2 separate regions of the Homo sapiens genome follow, and region 1 is linked to region 2. A link is a contact called in ENCODE Hi-C or POLR2A ChIA-PET data. All regions are on one chromosome and are shown on one strand. Each heading gives the region's core, a stretch centred on a gene start or an enhancer-like site at or near the end of the contact. The rest is flanking DNA. Distances are from core to core; before and after follow the strand shown. Region 1 holds the start of PLEKHG4 (pleckstrin homology and RhoGEF domain containing G4). Region 2 holds the start of TRADD (TNFRSF1A associated via death domain).

Region 1 (4,467 bases), core at 1,201-3,700, 120 kb after region 2:
GAACCCCTGCTTTCCAGGTTCATGTGATTCTCTTGCCTCAGCCTCTCAAGTAGCTGGGATTACAGGCATGTGCCACCACATCTGGCTAGTTTTTGTATTTTTAGTAGAGATGGGGTTTTGCCATGTTGGCCAAGCTAGTCTGGAACTCCCGACCTCAGGTGATCTGCCTGACTTGGCCACCCAAAGTGCTGGGATTTTGTGGCATAAGCCACAGTGCCCGGCCCATTTTATTTTTGATTGAGTCATGTTGGCAAGAAATGGGAGGCTGAGGGAGAGTTGGGGAAGGGCCAGGGGAGGGAGGCCCATTCCCATTTTATGATCTCAGTGGAAAAGGCTGCTGTGAGTTGATTCTGCTGCCAGGAGAGCCACAGAGATGGGCCCCATGAGTCACTGCTCAGTCCTGCAAGCTCAGCCCACAAAGCCTGCTGTGGTCAGCCACCCCTGGCTGGCTCCAGGCCCAGCTCCCCAATATTCCCCACTAGGCCTCAGTGTGTCCTCATTTCTATCTGTACCTTTGCCATCCTGGGCCATGCAACCTGTAGCTCTCGGCCTCTTCTGTCTCCTTTCAGGCTGAGTCTCTGAATCTGTCTCCATTTGTGACTCTGGTTTCCATGGGATACATAGATGTGGAGCCTCAGGAGGGCAGGGGTAGTGTGATCAGTGTCAGGCGCCCCAAAGCATTTATTCTGTGCCAGGCCCTGTGCTGGATGCTGAAAGTACGGAAGTGGATAACATACAGTCTCTGTTTCCATGAAGCCTACAATGCACATTCTCTGTGGAGTGGAGAAACCAGGGCCCAGCCCTGCCTCTATCTCAGTATGGCTGTACCTCCCCTGAATCTGCCTGCTGTGCCCAGGGTGCCAGGTCAGCTATAGCCTGTGGCTTGAGGCTCTTCTTTGCCTCTGGCATTCACAGGGGTATGTGTGCCCGCCAGCAGGTCCCCCCCGGCTCTTAGGGCTCCTGGGGGACTTGGCTGGTGGGTGCTGGTGGGCAGCAGAAGGGGAGGGAGGGAGCAGAAGGCAGTGACTCAGTGGGGGTGGCCCTGGGACAGAACTGGGGAGGAAGCCAAGGTTGGATGATGCTTCCTGAAGCCAGGAGGGTGGGAAGAGAGGTCTGGCTGGGAGTTAGGGATGGAGCAGGACAACTCCAAGGCTCCCCTCTGGCAGCCAGACCTGCTCATGAAGAAGGCTCCTCGGTAGCTGCCTGAAAGTCTGGACTCTGGGGGCTGGGCTGGGCTGGGTGGGGAGATTGCTGTTGGTCCCACTGTGCCTGTTGTAATCCCCAGGTTCATGAAAGAGGTGCCTGCCTTAGAGCCAGGGAAGCCGTTGCACCCGGTGCCCCCTCTCCCCAGGGACCATGGGCCTGGGCACACTGTGGGGCTCAGGGTCTTCTCCTGGTCGCAGAGCTGACCTTCCCACAATCTTCCCACAAATTCTGGGGAGTGTCGGGCCAGGCCCACATGCCCTAAAGGGACCTCAAATCGCACAGCTACCCACTTGGGTAGCTTTCATCAGTTCAGGATTCCCTGACTGCGGGTGAAATGAGGGGGCAGGGCACCAACACAGCCCGAGTGCTGGCAGCGGGTGAACGTATAACACAGGGAGTCTTCCCCAGTCCTCACGGCAACCCCAGGAGAAAAATGACTTTCCATTTTTACAGGTGAGGAGGGTGAGGCTCAAAGAGCAGAGTTCCTGGAGCGCCCCCAGCAGGTAAGTGGAGAAGCCAGGCCTGGGCTGGGGGCTCTGGCTCCAGAACCCCACCTCAGCACCAGCCTCCTGCACCGGACTTTGTGGAGAAGGGGGTAAGGGGGTGCCAGGGATGGCAAAGGGGTAGAGGATCTGGTGGACTCTGGCAGGCCTGGGTCAGCTCCACCCATTGGTCTCACTCCCACCCGGATGGCAGCCCCATCCCACGTGGGATCATGCGACCTGTCTCTGGGTGCCCGCGGCGAGGCAGCACCCCGCTTCCCTACACAGAAGGCCTTCCCCTCCCGTCGGCTCATTCAGCCGCGGAAGCCCCTGGGAGACCCCGCCCCGCCCCGTCCCGCGGTGCCCCCCGCGCACTCACCCTCGCTCACCCACGCGGCCTTCCTGGCGGGAGAGCGCTTCCGGCGTCCTCGCCAGGCCCGGGGAGTGGGCACGGTGGAGCTGCCGACCGTTGGTCGCTGCCCCAACCCACGCACTGCGACGCCGCGGGTGAGGCGCGCGGTCTGCGGGGCCCGGGGGTGCGGCGGGGCGGGGCTGGCGGGCTGTCCGGGCCCACGGAGAGGACGGCGGCGGGCGGGGGTTGCTGCAGGGCCCGCACCTTGTCTTCCGCGCCGGCAGGGCTGTGCCCCGTCGAGACCTGCTCGGGCTGTGGCTCCGTCCTCCGGCCTCCAGGGGGCGGCGCGGCGCTGCGCGGCGCCCCGGCGGCACTGCCCTCCCTTCCCAGCGGCCAGGAGGCGGTGTCCCGTGACGCCGCGCGGCCGCGCTGTAGTGGCCGTCGAGGCCGCCGTCTGTTCGAAGGCTGTCCGACTTCACGGTTCCCCGCGGCTCGGCCCGGGGGCGTGAGTGTCGCCAGCGGGCGACGGGGGGGCGCGCGGTAGGCCCTGCAACAAGGCCAGGGCCTGGGGGGGCCGGCAGGAGAGCGAACCCGAGGCATCGTGGTGCCATGGCGGGGCCGCCCCCACGGGCATGGGCCTGCAGAGCGTGGCCGTGAGGACGCTGAGGGTGGGCGCGCACGGAGCAGAGGCCCACGGGCGTCCGACGGGGGACCTGGACAGAGGGACACCCTTAACGTTATTCCCTCTTCCCAGGCCTGAATTGCAGTTCCTGTGCCCTGGCACTAAGACTGGCACCTCCTGCGGCCCATGCCCTTCGCCTGCATTGCCCACTGAGTCCCACTCGACTGTCTTCAGCGCGGTTCACACTGAGACCCAGCCCTCTCCCGCTGGCCCCGAGCAGGCCCACCTTTAGGAGGGCGTGATGGAAAGGCCCCTGGAGAATGGGGATGAGTCCCCAGACTCTCAGGGCCATGCCACCGACTGGAGATTTGCTGTGTGCAGTTTCAGGGATGCCTGGGAAGAGGAGGAACCTGCTTCCCAGATGCACGTTAAGGACCCAGGTCCTCCAAGACCACCAGCCGGGGCCACCCAGGATGAGGAGCTACAGGGCAGCCCCTTGTCCAGGAAATTCCAGTTACCCCCAGCTGCAGATGAGTCGGGGGATGCCCAGAGGGGCACAGTAGAAAGCTCCTCAGTCCTGTCAGAAGGGCCAGGCCCCTCTGGAGTGGAGAGTCTCCTATGCCCCATGTCCTCCCACCTCAGCTTGGCACAGGGTGAGAGTGACACCCCAGGGGTAGGGTTGGTAGGGGACCCAGGTCCAAGCAGGGCGATGCCATCTGGCTTGAGCCCTGGGGCATTGGACAGCGACCCTGTGGGCCTTGGAGACCCTTTATCAGAAATATCAAAGCTGCTGGAGGCAGGTAAGGAAGGCTGGGCTAGGGAAGTCTGGGAAGGGAATGGGGATGCCTGGAGAGATGAGTGTCAAGACTTTGGAGGTCTCTGACCCTACTCAGGCTGAAGCCCGGGTCCAAGTAGGGGTCTCTGGATAGGTGGTCCAAGGCAGACCCAAGTCATTTCCCTTCCCAAGCCCCCAGTGGATCCGGCCTCCCTAAGCCTGCTGACTGCCTCCTGGCCCAAGACCTCTGTTGGGAGCTGCTGGCCAGTGGTATGGCCACCTTGCCAGGTAGCCAGGCGGGCCTAGAGGCGGTGGAGGTGGAGTGGCCCAATACGGCAGGAGTTCACTGCTTCCTCCCCACAGGGACTCGGGATGTCCAAGGCCGGGCAGTGCTGCTTCTGTGTGCCCACAGCCCAGCCTGGCTTCAGTCTGAGTGCAGCAGCCAGGAACTCATCCGCCTCCTGCTGTACCTGCGAAGCATCCCCAGGTTTGAGGGAGGGGGTTGGGAGACTGAGCCTGAGCCAGCTGTGAGGACTGGGAGTCAGGTACTGAACTGAAGCTCACCCCTTTAGGCCCGAAGTACAGGCACTGGGACTGACAGTGCTAGTTGATGCCCGAATTTGTGCTCCAAGTTCTTCCCTCTTCTCTGGGCTCAGCCAACTACAAGTGAGTACAGGATTGTAGCTCCCCTCATTCCTTTTCTTTTCTTTTTTTTTTTTTTTGAGACGGAGTCTTGCCTTTGTCGCCCAGGCTGGAGTGCAGTGGCGCAATCTTGGCTCACTGCAAACTCTATCTCCCCGATTCAAGTGATCCTCCTGCCTCAGCCTCCCAATTAGCTGAGATTACAGGCACCTGCCACCATGCCCAGCTGATTTTTGTATTTTTTAGTAGAGAGGGGGTTTCACCATGTGTTGCCCAGGCTGATCTCGAACTCCTGAACTCAGGTGATCCTCCCGCCTCGCCTCCCAGAGTGCCGCAATTACAGGCGTGAGCCACCATGCCCTTTTCTGTAGAGTTGGGGATAGTGCTG
Region 2 (3,947 bases), core at 1,305-3,804:
GGCGGGGTATAGGACTTAAGTTGGACCCATGAGAATCAACGCTGCGACTCTGGTTGAGCCAATAGGAAAGAGGCACTACTTTCCCTTCCCTTGGGGCTGAACTGGAAGGAAAAGGTAGCTCTCCTTTAGCACTGCTTGGGAAGAGCCTGGCTGGGAATGAAGCTGACACAGAAAGAAAGAGTCAAGAGATGGAGAAGTGCATTCCTAAGCATACTAGGCCCCTGGATCCAGCCGTCCCTGAAGCCATTGCACACTGGACTTTTCAGTTATGTGAGCTAAATAATTCCTTTTTGTTATAAAGCCCTTGGAGTTCGGCTCCAGTCATTTCCAACACAAATTGCTCTATTCCTTCCCTGTCCAGAAAAAGCCAGGGCCCCTTGGTGCTAGTATAGTATCTCCTTCCTCCATCTTCTGACAAAAACCTAGCTCTGGACCAGCGGGGGCAAAATTCCCAGCCAAGGAACCACTGCACTGACCTACAGCTCAATGGTCTCCCAGTTACTACCCCGTGAGACAGCAAGTAGAAAACTGCCTCCTCTTTCTCCCCACCTCACCCTTTTCCTACCCACCCTTTTCCTATAATCATGGGCTCAAGGCCCTACCTCCTGCCCCATCAGTCACACTCCTGTACTCTCATCAGGGTTTATATATGGTGGGCTAAGAGGAGTGTTGAGTGTTAGCTATGGGGCAGGACAGATGGGGTGGCCCAGCTGCCATCTGTTTACATGAGGAACAGGAAGCTGTCCTCCTGCCCTGGCCTCCCAAAGTGCTGCGATTACAGGAGTAAGGCACTACTCTCGACCTTTGTTTTTTCAATTGTCTTGTTTTTGAGACAGGGTCTTGCTCTGTCACCCAGGCTGGAGTGCAGTGGCACTATCGCAGCTCACTGCAGCCTTGACCTTCCCAGCTCAAGCAACCCTCTCACCTCAACCTTTCAAGTAGCTGGGACTTTAGGCACACGCCGCCATGCCTGGCTAGTTTTTGTATTTTTAGTAGAGATGGAGTTTCACCATGTTGCCCAGGCTGGTCTCAAACTCCTGGGCTCAAGCGATCTGCCCACCTCAGCTTCCCAAAGTGCTGGGTTACAGGTGTGAGGCACCACACCCAGCCTTCTAATCTTTTCATAGAAAACATTAATACTTGTGTACTTACGCCAAACCACAGTCTGGATAGTAACAGGAAGTTTGCATTTTGTTTATCTCTGGGCAGGATGAAGGAAGGTAGGTGGGGGTGGGGAAGGATTGTGGGTGATTTTTATTTTCTTTGTATTTAGCAATATTTTCTGCTTTATGTGAAGTAGACATATTTTCTTTGTATTAAAAGAGCAAAATAAATTTGTTTTCTTTAAAAGCAAAACAAGAAAAAACAGGAAACTCTGCAGGTGACAAGTGGGTCCATAATAGGGAGCCAGCCACGGAGGTGAGATAAGGGGGGAGTCCTTCGAAAGTGGCCTGGGGAGTAGGAGAGAGTGGGAACTTCCCCTGGAAACATTCCCTCTTTCATGTCTTTCTGGCCCCTTGACTTGAGAGTGCTTGACTTGGTTATGGTCCCACCCCAAGGGGTGGAAGTGGGGACCGAACAGGACCATTGTCTGCCCATCAGGTCTGTGGGGGTCGAGGGGGAGGTGGGGAGTACTGGGAACCTGGAGACTGGGGATGCTTTCTCACACTCACTAGTACTAGAAGATGGGGAAGGTGAACCAGGCTGGAGGTCGAGTTAACAGGGTAAAGAGGCCAGGGCCCTAGTTTCGCATCCGCCGACTGGCAGCTCTTCTTACGTGTTCTTTCACGGAAGCCCCTCCTTGGGAAGCCCCGCGCCCCACCCACCAGGAGTCGTCCCTTTTTGGGCGGGGCTGAGGCTTCCAGGCTGGGTCCTGAGAAAGTTTGGTGGCCGGAGACTGTGGGGCGCTTAGGTACCGACCTAACAACTTCTGCGCCTGTTTCCAGGGACGAGCCACGCACGGTGCCCCCTGAACACCTAACAGTCCCGGGGGCAGCCCCACCTCTGGCTGGGTGGACAGAGACAGCCTGTGGGCGTGGCCCAGAACTGAAAGCCTGTGACTCCTTGCGACCCGCCGGGCACACCCCCTACTCAGCTACGCAGCTCCCGAGCGCTTGAGGGGAGCTTCCCAGGCTCCCACTAGCCCACCCTCAAGCTGGGGTTTCGCACGTGCGATCGGCTGGGGTGGGCAAGGGGGTCTCCGCTCAAGGAAAGTATTCAGAACCAGCCCCTTCTCCCCCACCCTCTCTCCTGCAGGGCCCTACTGCACCTCGAAAGTGCTGGCAGGGACGAGGAGCCTGCGGGGGCCAAATTCCGTACCGTCCCCCGCCTCCCACGGTGTTCGAACAGCTCAGTAGACCGCCGCCACCAGCTGGCTGGAGCAGCCGCCGGTGACATCTGCGCCGCGCCCACGCTTCGGAGCCAAGATCCACCTCCTCTCCCGCCCGCACCGGGGAGCCCACCCACCCACCTGCTGCACTAACCTGGCCGCCTCGGCGGGGCCTGGGTTCCCACGCCCGCCAGGCTCCGCTCTACTCCGCCGCTTCCGGGTGTGCGCGGAGGCGCTGGGGCGGTGCCCTAGCCCGAGCCGCCCCGTCCGCCCGCGCGTCCCGCCCCGCGGGCTCCCGGTGGCTGCTTCCCGTCCGCTGTCCTCTGCTGCCAGTCCCCTGCCCCGGGCAAAGCCCATCTGGTCCGCCGAGCAGGTAAGACACCAGCGCCCAAGGTTAGACGGCAGGAAGACCCGACTTTGGGGGTTTGCGATTCTTACGAGGCGGGGGGCTCGTAAGAGCTACAGCTGCCAGACTTCGGTAAATCAAGGGGGCGCCCCCTGGAGACCAGAATTTTCTGGTACCCCTGGGGATCCGGCTTCAAGATCGCTGCTACCAGTGGGCACTCAAAACGGGGTGCCCATGGGTCCCAGGTACAAGCCCGGCCGAACGTATCTGAAGCCCCAGGAAACACGTGGCACAAATTCCGGGAGAAACTGTTAGCCCGGAAGATATGGGAACATTAACTGGCGAGTAGTGTGAAGCCTTGTGTACACAAACCTTTAAGAACCTTAAAACAAGATTGGCGGCCGGGCGCGGTGGCTCACGCCTGTAATCCCAGCACTTTGGAAGGCCGAGGCAGGTGGATCACCTGAGGTCAGGAGTTTGAGACCAGCCTGGCCAATATGGTGAAACCCCGTCTCTACTAAAAATACAAAAATTAGCCCGGCGAGGTGGCGCGCGCCTGGAGTCCCAGCTACTCGGGAGGCTGAGGCAGAAGAATCGCTTGAACCCGCGAGGCGGAGTTTGCAGTGAGCCGAGATCTCGCCACTGCACTCCAGCCTGGGCGACACAGCTAGATTCCGTCTCAAAACAAAACAAAACAAAAACAAACAGGATTGGCAACTTCAAAGAGGACGCACACTTTCCAGTAACCCATCCCCCTCTAAAGGCTGCGCTCCAGGGTGGGTCTGCGGAGTTCCAGCCGAACCCAAATTGCTCAGCGGGAGCCAGGGCTGCTCAGGGGTCGGAACTTAAATCTTGAGCCCCTCAGGCCCCAGAACCGTCAGGTCCCAGAGACCCAAGTTTTTTTTCATCCAGTGGGGCTGTCTTAGGAAGCACCCGGGACATCTCCCCGGCGAGGCGGAGGCGGGGAAGGAGCCTCCCCTCCAGGGGTGGATCCAGCTTTGCCCCGCCCACGCCTCGCTTCCTGATTGGCTCATGGTCCCTGACAAAGAAAAGCCTACATTAACGCTCCCGCCTTATTAACCCTGTAGTCACTTTCTACTAACCGGCGGGGTTAAGATGGGGTTTCTCAGGCCGGGCGCGGTGGCTCATGCCCGTAATCCCAGCACTTTGGGAGGCCCAGGCGGGCCGATCGCTTGAGCCTAGGAGTTCGAGGTCAGTCTGGGCAACAAAGCGAGACCTCGTCTCTGCAACAAAATTACAAAAATTAGCCAG

What was found. A loop is a pair of places that touch in the nucleus more often than their neighbours do. ChIA-PET counts read pairs that join two places held with the same protein, here RNA polymerase II (POLR2A). Pooled maps may share reads with other maps.
Region 1: a pooled map shows a loop between it and region 2 (5-fold over the local background). The contact joins the promoter of PLEKHG4 here to the promoter of TRADD in region 2. A Hi-C loop is called at or near these places in 6 of 50 pooled maps. POLR2A ChIA-PET finds 5 or more read pairs at or near these places in 3 of 52 experiments (AG04450, Caco-2 and WTC11).

Annotation. Positions count from the first base shown.
Region 1 is chr16:67,277,082-67,281,548 of GRCh38, forward strand. It overlaps PLEKHG4 (pleckstrin homology and RhoGEF domain containing G4), which reads left to right and starts at 2,451. Exons shown (of 22, transcript NM_001129729.3): 1 at 2,451-2,545; 2 at 2,795-3,462; 3 at 3,630-3,725; 4 at 3,801-3,924; 5 at 4,010-4,103. The coding sequence starts at 2,964. LOC124903701 (a long non-coding RNA gene) reads right to left here and starts at 2,330. Exons shown (of 3, transcript XR_007065092.1): 1 at 2,068-2,330; 2 at 513-710. RefSeq lists silencers at 1,944-2,103, 2,154-2,583, 2,303-2,484.
Region 2 is chr16:67,157,355-67,161,301 of GRCh38, forward strand. TRADD (TNFRSF1A associated via death domain) reads right to left here and starts at 2,555. Exons shown (of 5, transcript NM_003789.4): 1 at 2,484-2,555. It overlaps FBXL8 (F-box and leucine rich repeat protein 8), which reads left to right and starts at 2,603. Exons shown (of 3, transcript NM_018378.3): 1 at 2,603-2,702. RefSeq lists an enhancer at 1,724-1,983 and silencers at 2,584-2,723, 3,744-3,833.